Regions from separate parts of the Homo sapiens genome. Here region 2 is linked to region 1. A link is a loop called in an ENCODE intact Hi-C map of the cell type or tissue named here. Cell type or tissue: heart right ventricle. All regions are shown on one strand. Links, peaks and the distances in the headings refer to the core of each region. The heading gives the core; the rest is flanking DNA.

Region 1 (5,367 bases), core at 100-5,099:
CTCCTGGGCTCAATCGATCCTCCCGCCTCAGCCTCCTAAGTAGCTGGGACTACAGGTGTGCCACCTCGCCCAGCTAGGTTTAGTATTTTTTTTGTAGAGACCGCTTTCACCATGTTGCCCAGGCTGGCCTCCCAACTCCTGAGCTCAAGCAATCTGCCTGCCTTGGCCTCCCAAAGTACTGGGATTACAGGCATGAGCCATCGTGCCTGGCCCCAAAAGCAAAAACTTTTTTTTTTTTTTTTTGAGCCGGAGTCTTGCTCTTGTCGCCCAGGCTGGAGTGCAATGGCACGATCTCAGCTCACTACAACCTCCGCCTCCCGGGTTCAAGTGATTCTCCTGCCTCAGCCTCCCGAGTAGCTGGGATTACAGGTGCGTGCCACCACATCCGGCTAAATTTTGTATTTTTAGTAGAGACGGGGTTTCACCATGTTGGCCAGGCTGGTCTCGAGCTCCTGACCTCAGGTGATCTACCTCCCTTGGCCCCCCAAAGTGCTGGGATTACAGGCGTGAGCCACCACGCCCGGCCGCAAAATATTTTTATAAACAGAAGATGCAATAAAGTGTTCAAATCATTGCACTAATTTTGCAGGACTGATGTGGAGGAAGTGTGGAAAACAGCTGCTGAAAGTGCAGGTGCAGACGTGCGAAGGTGCTGCACTGTGAGGGATGCTCTAGGCCACTGCAGGTAACAGTGCAGCGATTTTTTAAAAGATTCAGACAGGCTGAGAGTCTAGTGGACAGAAGTTTAAAAGCACCTGAGAGGCCAGGCGTGGTGGCTCACTCCTATAACCTCAGCACTTTGGGAGGCTTTCAAATCCTGAGCCTGAGGCGGGCGAATCACCTGAGGTCAGGAGTTCGAGATCAGCCTGGCCAACGCGGCAAAACTTTGTGCTACTAAGAATACAAAATTTAGCTGGGTGTGGTGGTACGTGCCTGTAATCCCAGATACTCCGGAGGCTGAGGCAGGAGAATTGCTTGAACCCGGGAGGAGAAGGCTGCAGTGGGTCAAGACTGCACCACTGCACTCCAGCCTGGGTGACAGTGCAACTCCATCTTAAAAACAAAAAAAAGCACCTGAGGCTGGTGTTGCATGCCTGTAGTCCTAAGGTGAGAGGATCACTTGAACCTGGGAGGTGGAGGTTGCAGTGAGCCGAGGTTGTGCCACTATCCTCCAGCCTAGGCAACAGAGTGAGACCCTGTCTCAAAAAAATAAATAATTTAATTTAATATAAATTTTTGCAAAGACTCTTTCACCAGCCTGAAGAGACAAAAGGAAAGACCTCACACCCAGATCTGCTGTGTTTTGAGGAGTGATTTTCTTTCTTCCGCTTGAAGAGGAAAAAGCTATTTTCACTGGTACATTTAAAGCCCCCAACTATGGGGAGGTACCAATTCTGGACAAGTGCCACTGCAACACAATGCTCAGAGTACCTGAACTTTTCAACTCTGTTGGCGGGGCAGAAATTCACTGCTGGCCACTGACAGGTCTGTTTCATATTTTCAAAGGAATATTGGGTGCTACAAGTAGGAACTGAGAGGTAAACTTATTAAACCCATTAAACCTCAGATTGGTTGGTGTTTTCCTGTCATTTTAAGAGACTAAATGTGGGGGGCAGACGTCAAAATACTTGTACAATTTTAAAATGTCACAATTAAACATGAGCTGGTTTAAAAAAAAAAAAAAGACTCTTACCTAGCATGGGTGGGTGGCAATGCTTGACTGTGTGTGTGTGTGTGTGTGTGTGTGTGTGTGTGTGTGTGGTGTCGGGGGGGGGGGCGGAATGGAGGGGTTGGAGACAGGCTCTGTTCCCCAGGCCGGAGTGCAGTGGCGAGATTAGAGCTTACTGGAGCCTCTCCCCTCCCGGGCTCAAGAGATCTTCCCACCTCAGCCCCACAAGTAGCTGGGAGCACAGGTGTGTGTCAGCTATGCCCGGCTAATTTTTTTTCTTTTTTTTTTTTTTGTAGAGACGGGGTTTCCCTATGTTGCCCACAGTGGTCTCAAACTCCTGGCCTCAAGTGATCCTTCCACCTCAGCCTCCCAAAGTGCTGGGATTACAGGTGTGAGCCACCATGACTGGCATAATACTTGATTGTTTAAAAAGTCAGATACAAATTTGTATGTAACAAAATTATATGGACCTGTATAAAAAATGCAAGAAAATATCAAAATAATGACAAAATGGTGACCGTGGCTGCCTGCCTCTGGTTAGAATTACTGGTGACTTCTTTTGCTTCTTTTATGTTTTTCTGCAGTAAGTGTACATCACCCTGTTTTCTGAAATGTTTACAGACGATATATTACTTTGTAAAAAGAAACAGAAGACTGTTCCCCCTTGGAATGAGGAGAGGAAAATCCTCTGAGTCAGACTCTGAGGGGATACAGAGGAAGAACACAGGCTGTGGCTAGTATAAATGTGCACTCTGCCAATCTTTTTTAAATTTTATTTCAGGGTAAGAAAACATTCACAACATGCTCAGAAAACCACTGTTTTGGCCGCATGCCCTCTTCCCTCTCCTTAACACAGATGCGTCCTGAGTGACTGTCTTCCCAGCTCCTGCTCACGCTGCAGTTCACACCAAACCGCCCCGCCAGGGGCACCTGGGGCCCTCCCCAGGCCACTGGGTTGGCTCTAGCTTGCTCCGGTGGCCTGGCTTCATAGCATCTCACAGTATGCATGTTCTGTCCGTTCTTCAACCCTTCCCCTGCTGAGGGACAGTCACGTCACTTCCTTCTTTTTTAGCTACCACAAGCAAGGCGGTAATCAATACCTGTGTGCCTATGGTGTGTTCTTCCCGAGGCATGTGAATGCTTCATGTGAATGGATAACGCCGTTACTTTTCCAGGTTGGTCGTAGCAATCCCTTCTCCTGCTCTCCACCAGCCGTGGGTGGGGATGTCGGTGCACCCTGTGCGCCAGCAGTCTGCTCTTCCAACCGGGGAACCAGTCCCTGGCGCTTCTGATGGGCACGCCCCTGATTACTAGTGAGGTTGCGCCTTTTCATGTTCATCAGCAACACAAAGCATTTCCTCTTCTTTCATTTGTCTTGATCCTACTCTTTGCCTGTCTTTCTTTTCTTTTGGCCTGTTTTTCTCTTGGGTTTTTCAAATCGTTTTCTTAATCTGCAGGAGCTCTTCGTATAGCGGGCACGCAAAGCATGTATCCGGCACATGTGCACTGCAAGAGGTCCTCCTGCTTTATGACCCAGAAATGTAATTACATGTCTGCTAGTTTTGTCACTGGTTATAACATTTGAACAACAAAATCCATGACACAAGGGCGACACTAAAGATAAGAGTGGGAAGATGCTGCTCTTAACAGAACACTGGCTAATACTTACAGAAAGATTGTCGGGTTTACGGCCACCTTGACAATCCCGATATCACCAACTCAGGCAAAGATCATTGATGGACGCTAAAACCATCAGGTGAACAGTTGTGCGGGGCAGTTTATTTCGAGCGTGTGGAATGATCACCCCTACAGACTACTTACTAATTACAGAGGGAGGAAATGAACCTTCACATTGGAGAGACCCAGTCCTCACGCCCCCGCCACGGCACTAAGGCTGTGGTCCCGTGGAGGAACCGGGTGTTCCCGCTGAGCTTCCAGATCACAGTTCAGTTCAAAGACCCCACAAGGGAGAAAGGAACAAGACAGAAAACACCCAGCGCCAGCCAGCCCACGTCACGGTTCCAGGACTCGGGCCTTCTACAGGAAAATGGGTCCTGGCCCTACAATAAGTCCATGTCATGGGGGAAAAGGTATCACATTGGATCCTGTTTCATCCTTATCTAGGAAAACAAAAAAAGCTCTGTAAGACCTTTCAGGCATCGCTGGGGAAGTGTGGTTATGGGTCAGCTACTAAATATCAGGGAGCTCTTCTGACCTTCCTAGGTGCTATTCTGGTGTAATGGTTGTGTAGAATGATGTGCCTGTCCTCAGGAGATGCCTGCTGAAGAGCTTGGGAAGATGTGTCAGTGTGTCTACAACTGCTGAAAAAACATATGTGAGCATGAGGCAGTGACAGAGAGCCAGCAAATGCGGTAAAATGTTAATAATGATCACATTTTTAAATGCTGTCATTTTTCAAAATAAAAAGCTGGGGGTGGGGGGAATCTGTCAGTTTGTTCCTCTATAAATTCTGGGTTTTCTGTCCGCTTAAGAGGATCTCTCATCCCAAGATTAGACAACATTCTTCTAAATTTCTGCTCTGTTTTTAAAGGTCTTATCTTTCTCCCTGTGCATAAAGGTGGCAGCACAGGCTCCAAAGCCAGACTTCCTGGGTACAGGTCCTGTCTCCACGATTTGAATGAGCAGCCTTGGGCCATTTCCTTTACATCTGTGTACCTCAGTTTCCTCATCTGCAAAATGGGGTTAATACTACCCTGTAGGGATGCTCCAAAAATTGCAGGAATACGAGAAGGGCACGTAAGCACACAGGCAGTGCCTGGCACAGTATGAGAACTAAGAGAAAGGCATTCTTTCTTGTGTGTGTTTTTTCAGAGGCAAGGTCTTCCTAAATATAGTCCAAGCTGGAGTGCAGTAGCACAATCATAGCTTATCTAACTGCAGCAGCCTCCCATGTGGCTGAGACTACAGGTGTGTAACACCACACCTGGCTAATTTTTAAAAATTTTTTGTAGCGGCTGGGTGAGGTGGCTCATGCCTGTAATCCCAGCACTTTGGGAGGCCGAGGGAGATTGCTTGAGCCCAGGAGTTCGAGACCAGCCTGGGCAACATGGAGAAACCTCGTCTCTACTAAAAATAGAAAAATTAGCTGGGTGTGATGGTGTATGTCTGCAGTCCTGGCTACTTGGGAGGCTGAGGTGGGAGGATCACCTGAGCCTGGGATGCAGAGGTTGCAGTGAGCTGAGATCACACCATGACACTGCGCTCCAGCCTGAGCCACAGAGCGAGACCCTGTCTCAAAAAAAAAGAAATTTTTTTTTTTTTTTTTGTAGAGACGAGGTATCACTATGTTGCCTAGGCTGGTCTTGAACTCTTTTAGGCTCAAGTGATCCTCCTGCCTTGGCTTCTCAAAGTGCTGGGATTACTTGCGTGAGCAACCACACTACCATTCTTTCTGAGATAGCAGATCTGGTCCTGCTGTCCCTGGCTTAGAACCTGTAACTCCTGTCACCCACAGCAGAAGCTGTCAATCTTGTGACATTTGCAGCACAAACACAAAGTGCTGGAGTGTGGGGTGGCGCGTTTGAGTAGTTTGAAAACATACTACGCCAGTGATTTTAATAATAAAAGCACTACTGCGGTGAAGCCATGTCTAGCAGTACCTACTGGGCTGCAGGCTCACCGGAGCTCTGGGCCGCTGTCCTCGTGCCCCAGGCCACTGCGCAGAAACCTGCTCGCCA
Region 2 (5,367 bases), core at 72-5,071, 65 kb after region 1:
CTTTGGCTGTGGTTCTCGTCTTCCCTGACACAACTGTCTTTCTCCCCAGCTGTCCCTGCTGCCCTCAGTCCCACTGGGCTGCTCACTGCTCCTGTGGAATCCTGTGTCCCAGTGCCTCACCACCTGGTTCCCGGCAGACCCGAGCACCCACCGACGACCGTGTTGTAGCCCTCGGGGAAGCTGGTGATGAACTCGTGAGCATTCGCTTCCCGGGCGGCTGTGTACACCTCTTCATCGGAAGCTTCCAGCTTCCCAAAGCGGATGTTTTCCATGATGGTCGTCCCAAACAGGACGGGCTCCTGTGGGTGAGGGGTTATGGAGACAGAGTCCATAGAAACATTCTCTTTGCCCCAGAAACTGGAGGGGCCACCATACACAATGGGACAGTCTATCTGGTGGATTAGATTAGGATCTCTTGAAGAATCAGACGTTCAAAGTCAGAGGTGAAGTGAGGATGCAGAGTGGCCCCCAAAAGGGAAGGACAGTTCGACTTCCTACCAAGGGCCCAGAATCCCTCCCCAGGAGTGGGAGTGGGAGGAGCTGGCAGGGCAGGGCGCTGGGAGTTGGGGGCTTGCATTTGCCTTTCTTCTGCACAGGCACTCTCCCTGGCGGACAGCAGGCATGCCCTCTTCATTCACGGCCCTCAAAGGGAAGGGTGGACCCTCGCTGGGCAGTGCCACCTCAAGCAGAGGGAGAACGGCTGCAGCTCAGCACCTCCACTATAGGCTTCTCTAGACCTGGATGCTATGGGATTTGCAGAGAATCTGAGGGATTCCCCATCTGTGTAGACTGCTGTAAATGCGGACAAAGCGTCCCTGCTCTGGGAGACCAGGCAGAGCTGTGGCTGCTCCCACGACAGGGATGCCTCACCCAGACAACAGCTGAGGACATGTGAAGACGGCCAGGGTCTCCCGAGAGCAGCAAGGATGAGGGTGGGAAAGAAAGAAAAGGCACCTGAGGACTAAGGGGGCAGGGCCCAGGGGAGGACGGGCAGTGGGAGCCAAGGGCTGCCCATGTGGCCCCGCACCTGGCTGATGAAGCCGACAACCTGGCCCCGGAGCCAGGAGGGGTCAAGGGTGCGCAGGTCCCGCCCATCCAGCATCACCACGCCTGCCGTGGGGTCGTAGAAGCGCTCCAGCAGGGAAGCCACGGTGGTCTTTCCTGGGGAATTGGGTTGAGAGGGAGGGAGGCCAGGGATTCTAGGGATTGTCCCAGGAAAGAAGGCCCCTTGTGGCAGTGGAGGAAGGGACCCCACCGGGGGCTCACTGCTCCCGGCCTTGCTCTGAGTGGCTGCTAGAGAAGAGTCAGAGGGTGAAGAGGTGGTGGGCTCCCCTTACCTCCGCCAGACTGGCCCACGAGGGCCACGATCTTGCCAGGGGGCAGCGTCAGGGTGAAGTCTTTCAGCACCTCGAAGCCGGGGCGGCAGGGGTAGCTGGGAGGAGCCGAGAGACCCCCAGTCAGACCAGGCTCCCAGCCCTTGTTGCCCGGGTCCCTCCTGAAGTCTCCCTGTAGCCCTCTGAGAGGGCCTGTTTATGGGGGACATTAGTCCAGACCTCCACCCCCGAATCCACTCGCCTCATCCCCGGCCCAGGGACCCATCCCCACGCCTGCTCACCCGTGCTGACCTGAAGCAGACGTTCTGAAATGTAACGGAGCCACGCAGCTGCTCTTTGGGGACGCAGCAGCCCCCAGACAGTGGGATGCAGGGGTTCAGGGCCATGTACTCAAAGACCCGGGCACCTGCACTCAGCCCCCGGACCACCTGTGGGAGGGGATCCAAAGTCCGCAGGGAGGCAGGAGTAGGGGTGACAACAGCATCTCCAGGGAGTGGCCATGGCTCTGGGCTGGGGTCTCCCCAGCTCCTCTGCCCGCCCACACCCAGTCAATAGGCAGCTCCCACAGCGGCACACACGGCACAAACTCCACACCCCAGGCCCTCCACCCTACCGGCCACTCACCTGCCCAAACAGGACAGAGAGGTTGGCCATGGACCTGTCAGAAAAAGGAGAGAGGGGTGGAATAGATGGGAACAAGAAGAGCCAGAGGAGGGGAAGGAAGCCACGGTGGGGCGGGGGAGCAAGGAAGCAGGTGGCCTGTGGCCAAATGCAGAGACTGCTCCTGCACCATGGGGGCGTAGAGCCCTGGGACGTAGCAACACCAGATCGCTGAGCCCTGGCTCCCTCCTTGGCCAGATGAGGATGACAGCTGTCCCTCAGCTCAGCCCAAGCCCCTGGGAGGGGGTGCTCCACGAGGAAATGGAAGTGAAGGCACAGGCCTCTGTGGGTGTCCTCCAGTGCCCTGGCCTGTGGTCTGCAGGGTGAGGCCTGTGCACACATGCAGCGGTGATATCAGCCCACGAGGAAGGGAGCCCAGCTGACCCACGGACTCCCTGCTCGGCCCTGAGGATGCGGAGGCCGCCACCATGAACAGAGATCAAGGGTGCGTGGCTTAGAAGGGGAGAGCAGATCTAATGCTGCAGACTCTTGGGGAAGCAATGACTTTGGCAGACATTTAGGTGGAAGAAGTGATGTTAAATCTTTTTGGAGAAAGAAGAAAACAGAAGACACTGGGCCACAGGGGAACTCTCAGGAGACCCCAAAACAAAATTCCCTGAAAAAAATTTTTCTCATGAGCTTGCCCTGCAGATAAGTATACCCACAGTGTTATCTGTCTAGACAGTGGGTGGCCTCCTTCGTCCCGGCAGGGCCGGGGTAGGGCTGGCCGGCTGCCAGGAGGCTGAGGAGGAAGGTGAGTCACTGGTCCCTGACTGGCCTGGCTGACCTGTGACAGTGTGTGTATGCCTGGTCCCCTCCTAAGTAAGAGGAAAGACTGACTCCCCAGCAACCCTTCAGCTGCAGACTCACTTCTTCCAGCACTAGGGTGGGGGTGAGTGGGAGGAGCCTCGAAACCCAAAAGGAAAAGGTCCCAGTGGACTCAGTGCAGTCAGCACTTGCTAAAGGCAGCCGGGGGAGGCACCAGGCAGGAAGGAGCCAGCCCAGCCAGCTATCTGTTGATGAGCAGGGGCACATTCTCCACCAGAGATCTGGAAGACATTAGGGCCTGGCAAAGGGGCTGGGCAGCAACTGAAATTCAAAATGCACATGACTCATTGGAGTGTGATGACCCTGCTCTCAGGGGCCGTGGGCTGTAGGCTACGGGCCTGTTCCCAGGTGGAGCCTGGCCCTGATTCTGATGAGGCGGCTGGGCCCCACTTGCTGTCTGTCTGGGCACCTCCCCATCTCCATCAGGAGTACTCAGGATGGGCTCATAGGTTAGGCTGCCTGAGGTAGGCCGGGCCATCCTGCTCCCCTCTCTCTGCTAGACCCCAGTGCCAATGCATGGGCCCTTGGCTTAGCTGGCAGGACCCTGTGGGAAACACATCAGCTGCTTTATGCAACAAATCCAAACCCCCAAGATGAGTGGGGAAGAATCTCCACATAGGCAGCGCTAGAAGGACCTCCAAGAGGATGGGTCTAGGGCCTGTGGCTGTGGGAGCAGCCAGCGAAACAGCACAGACAAGCCCCTGGGGGTTCTTGTGTGTGTCATAAAGCTGCTGGATGGCCAAGCAGTACGGTGGGAGGTAAAGTCAGAGTCTCAGGCCCTAAAGGGGAAGTGGGGGTCCCGAAGCGGGAGGGTTGGGGCTGGACAGTGCAGCCACCCTCCCCACAGGGAGACTGTCCCACCACTGCCCACCACAGAGGGCTAAGGGGTGATTTTATTAAGGGAGCCACTGGGCTTCTTTTTTTTTTTTTGAGACGGAGTCTTGCTGTTGCCAGGCTGGGGTGCAGTGGCGCAATCTCAGGTCACTGCAACCTCTGCCTACCAGGTTCAAGCGATTCTCTTGCCTCAGCCTCCCGAGTAGCTGGGACTACCACCATGCCCAGCTAATTTTTGTATTTTTAGTAGAGACGGGGTTTCACCATGTTGGCCAGGATGGTCTCGATCTCTTAACTTCACGATCCACCCACCTCGGCCTCCCAAAGTGCTGGGATTACAGGTGTGCGCCACCGCACCCAGCCGCCACTGGGCTTCTTATGGGCCCTCAGGACTAAAACGACCGTCCCATTCAGAGAGGCCAAAACTCTGGTCAAGGGAAGTGGGTCAGCGCTGAGCAGGGCAGGCAGTGGTGGAGGCAGCCCCCCAAGACCCCATCTCTATCACAGTGAGAGCATCTGAACTCCAAAGCCACGACAGAACAGCTCCCAGCCCCCCAAGACCCCATCTCTATCACAGTGAGAGCATCTGAATTCCAAAGCCACGACAGAACAGCTCCTTGGGCTGGAGGAGGGCGAGGCTGCCAAGGAGGCCTGAGCCCGGGACCAGAAAGGGTCTGAAGGTGCTCAGATTAGGGAGCACGAGCAGAAACGGGGCACGCGAGGGTGTCCATGCAGCTGCGGAAATGGGAGGAACGTCTCTGTGGAATGTCAGGTTTGGGGCTGAAAATGGGAGCCTGTCTCCGTCCGCCTCCCGCTTCCTGGGACAGTACACCCTGCAGTGAGGGGTTCTGATCCGGCGGACACACACGCAGGGGTGCACCATGCAGCAGGGCGAGGACACATGCCTCAGTAGAATGGGGTGGGGGCCCCGGTGGAAGAGCAGGGGGGTCGTGGGGGGAGGGATGGGGTGGCAGAGGTGATGCACGGTTCGTGGAGACGGGTCTTCACCCTTTGATGATCTGTTACAGCATATTTACTATCTCATTATTTACCATAACATATTTATGTAGAACTGCTTGTGTTTAGCTTGGAAAGAGATAGGAGGGGGGAGGCCCGCCTTGAGCTGTCTGGTGATCAGCTCTGGTCATCCCAGAGGCTCAGCTGAGCGGGTGGTTTTGGACCAACGCAAAGCAATAAGCTATAAGGGTGGGGTGTGTGGGGACAGGGGTCAGCTTGTCATCCCTGGAAGTGGCAGGCATGGGGAAGGGCAGCTCACACAGCCTGTCAAGGATGGTCCTTCCATGCATGGAATGTCACAGCCTGCAGCGGAAGGGAATTCGGACAGGGTGCAACACGGAGGAAGCTGAGGACACAATGTGGAGTGACAAAACGCAGTCACAAAAGGACATAGTCTGACTCCACTTAGAGGACGTCCCTAGAGTTGTCAAATCATAAGGACAGAAAGTGGAATGGTGGGTGCCAGGGGCTGGGGGAGGGCAAATGGGGATTCCCATGTCATGGGGATAGTTTCCGCTCTGCCAGGTAAGAGTTCTGGAGGCGGACGGTGACAACAGCCGCACAGCAATGTGAGTGCACCCACTGCCCATGAGCTGCACACTTCAAAATGGTTAAAATGCTGTATTTTATGTTTTGTGTACTTTACCACAGTTGAAACAAATTTTTAAAAAGCCTGTCAAGGAAACTTCTGGGT

The links. A loop is a pair of places that touch in the nucleus more often than their neighbours do. Peaks named below come from ENCODE experiments on the same cell type or tissue, not always from the same donor. Only the 100,000 strongest peaks of a DNase experiment are listed, where the experiment ranks them.
Region 2: it touches region 1 in a loop (2.2-fold over the local background); 75 of 110 quality-filtered maps call a loop at or near these places.

What each region holds. Positions count from the first base shown.
Region 1 is chr7:151,102,187-151,107,553 of GRCh38, reverse strand. All of the region lies in intron 1 of AGAP3 (ArfGAP with GTPase domain, ankyrin repeat and PH domain 3), which reads right to left. It overlaps LOC124901778 (a long non-coding RNA gene), which reads right to left. Exons shown (of 2, transcript XR_007060595.1): 2 at 2,429-3,193. Among named protein-coding and RNA genes, the nearest start is that of AGAP3, 18 kb to the right of the region's middle. RefSeq lists an enhancer at 3,121-4,028. In heart right ventricle, for the core only: no CTCF peak of the experiment used is centred there; no DNase peak of the experiment used is centred there; H3K27ac peaks cover 742 bases.
Region 2 is chr7:151,036,893-151,042,259 of GRCh38, reverse strand. It overlaps ABCB8 (ATP binding cassette subfamily B member 8), which reads right to left. Exons shown (of 16, transcript NM_007188.5): 10 at 1,959-1,992; 11 at 1,626-1,762; 12 at 1,338-1,432; 13 at 1,028-1,161; 14 at 152-299. Among named protein-coding and RNA genes, the nearest start is that of ASIC3, 9.0 kb to the left of the region's middle. RefSeq lists enhancers at 1,564-2,347, 2,348-3,132. In heart right ventricle, for the core only: no CTCF peak of the experiment used is centred there; a DNase peak (open chromatin) is centred at 2,801; H3K27ac peaks cover 1,804 bases.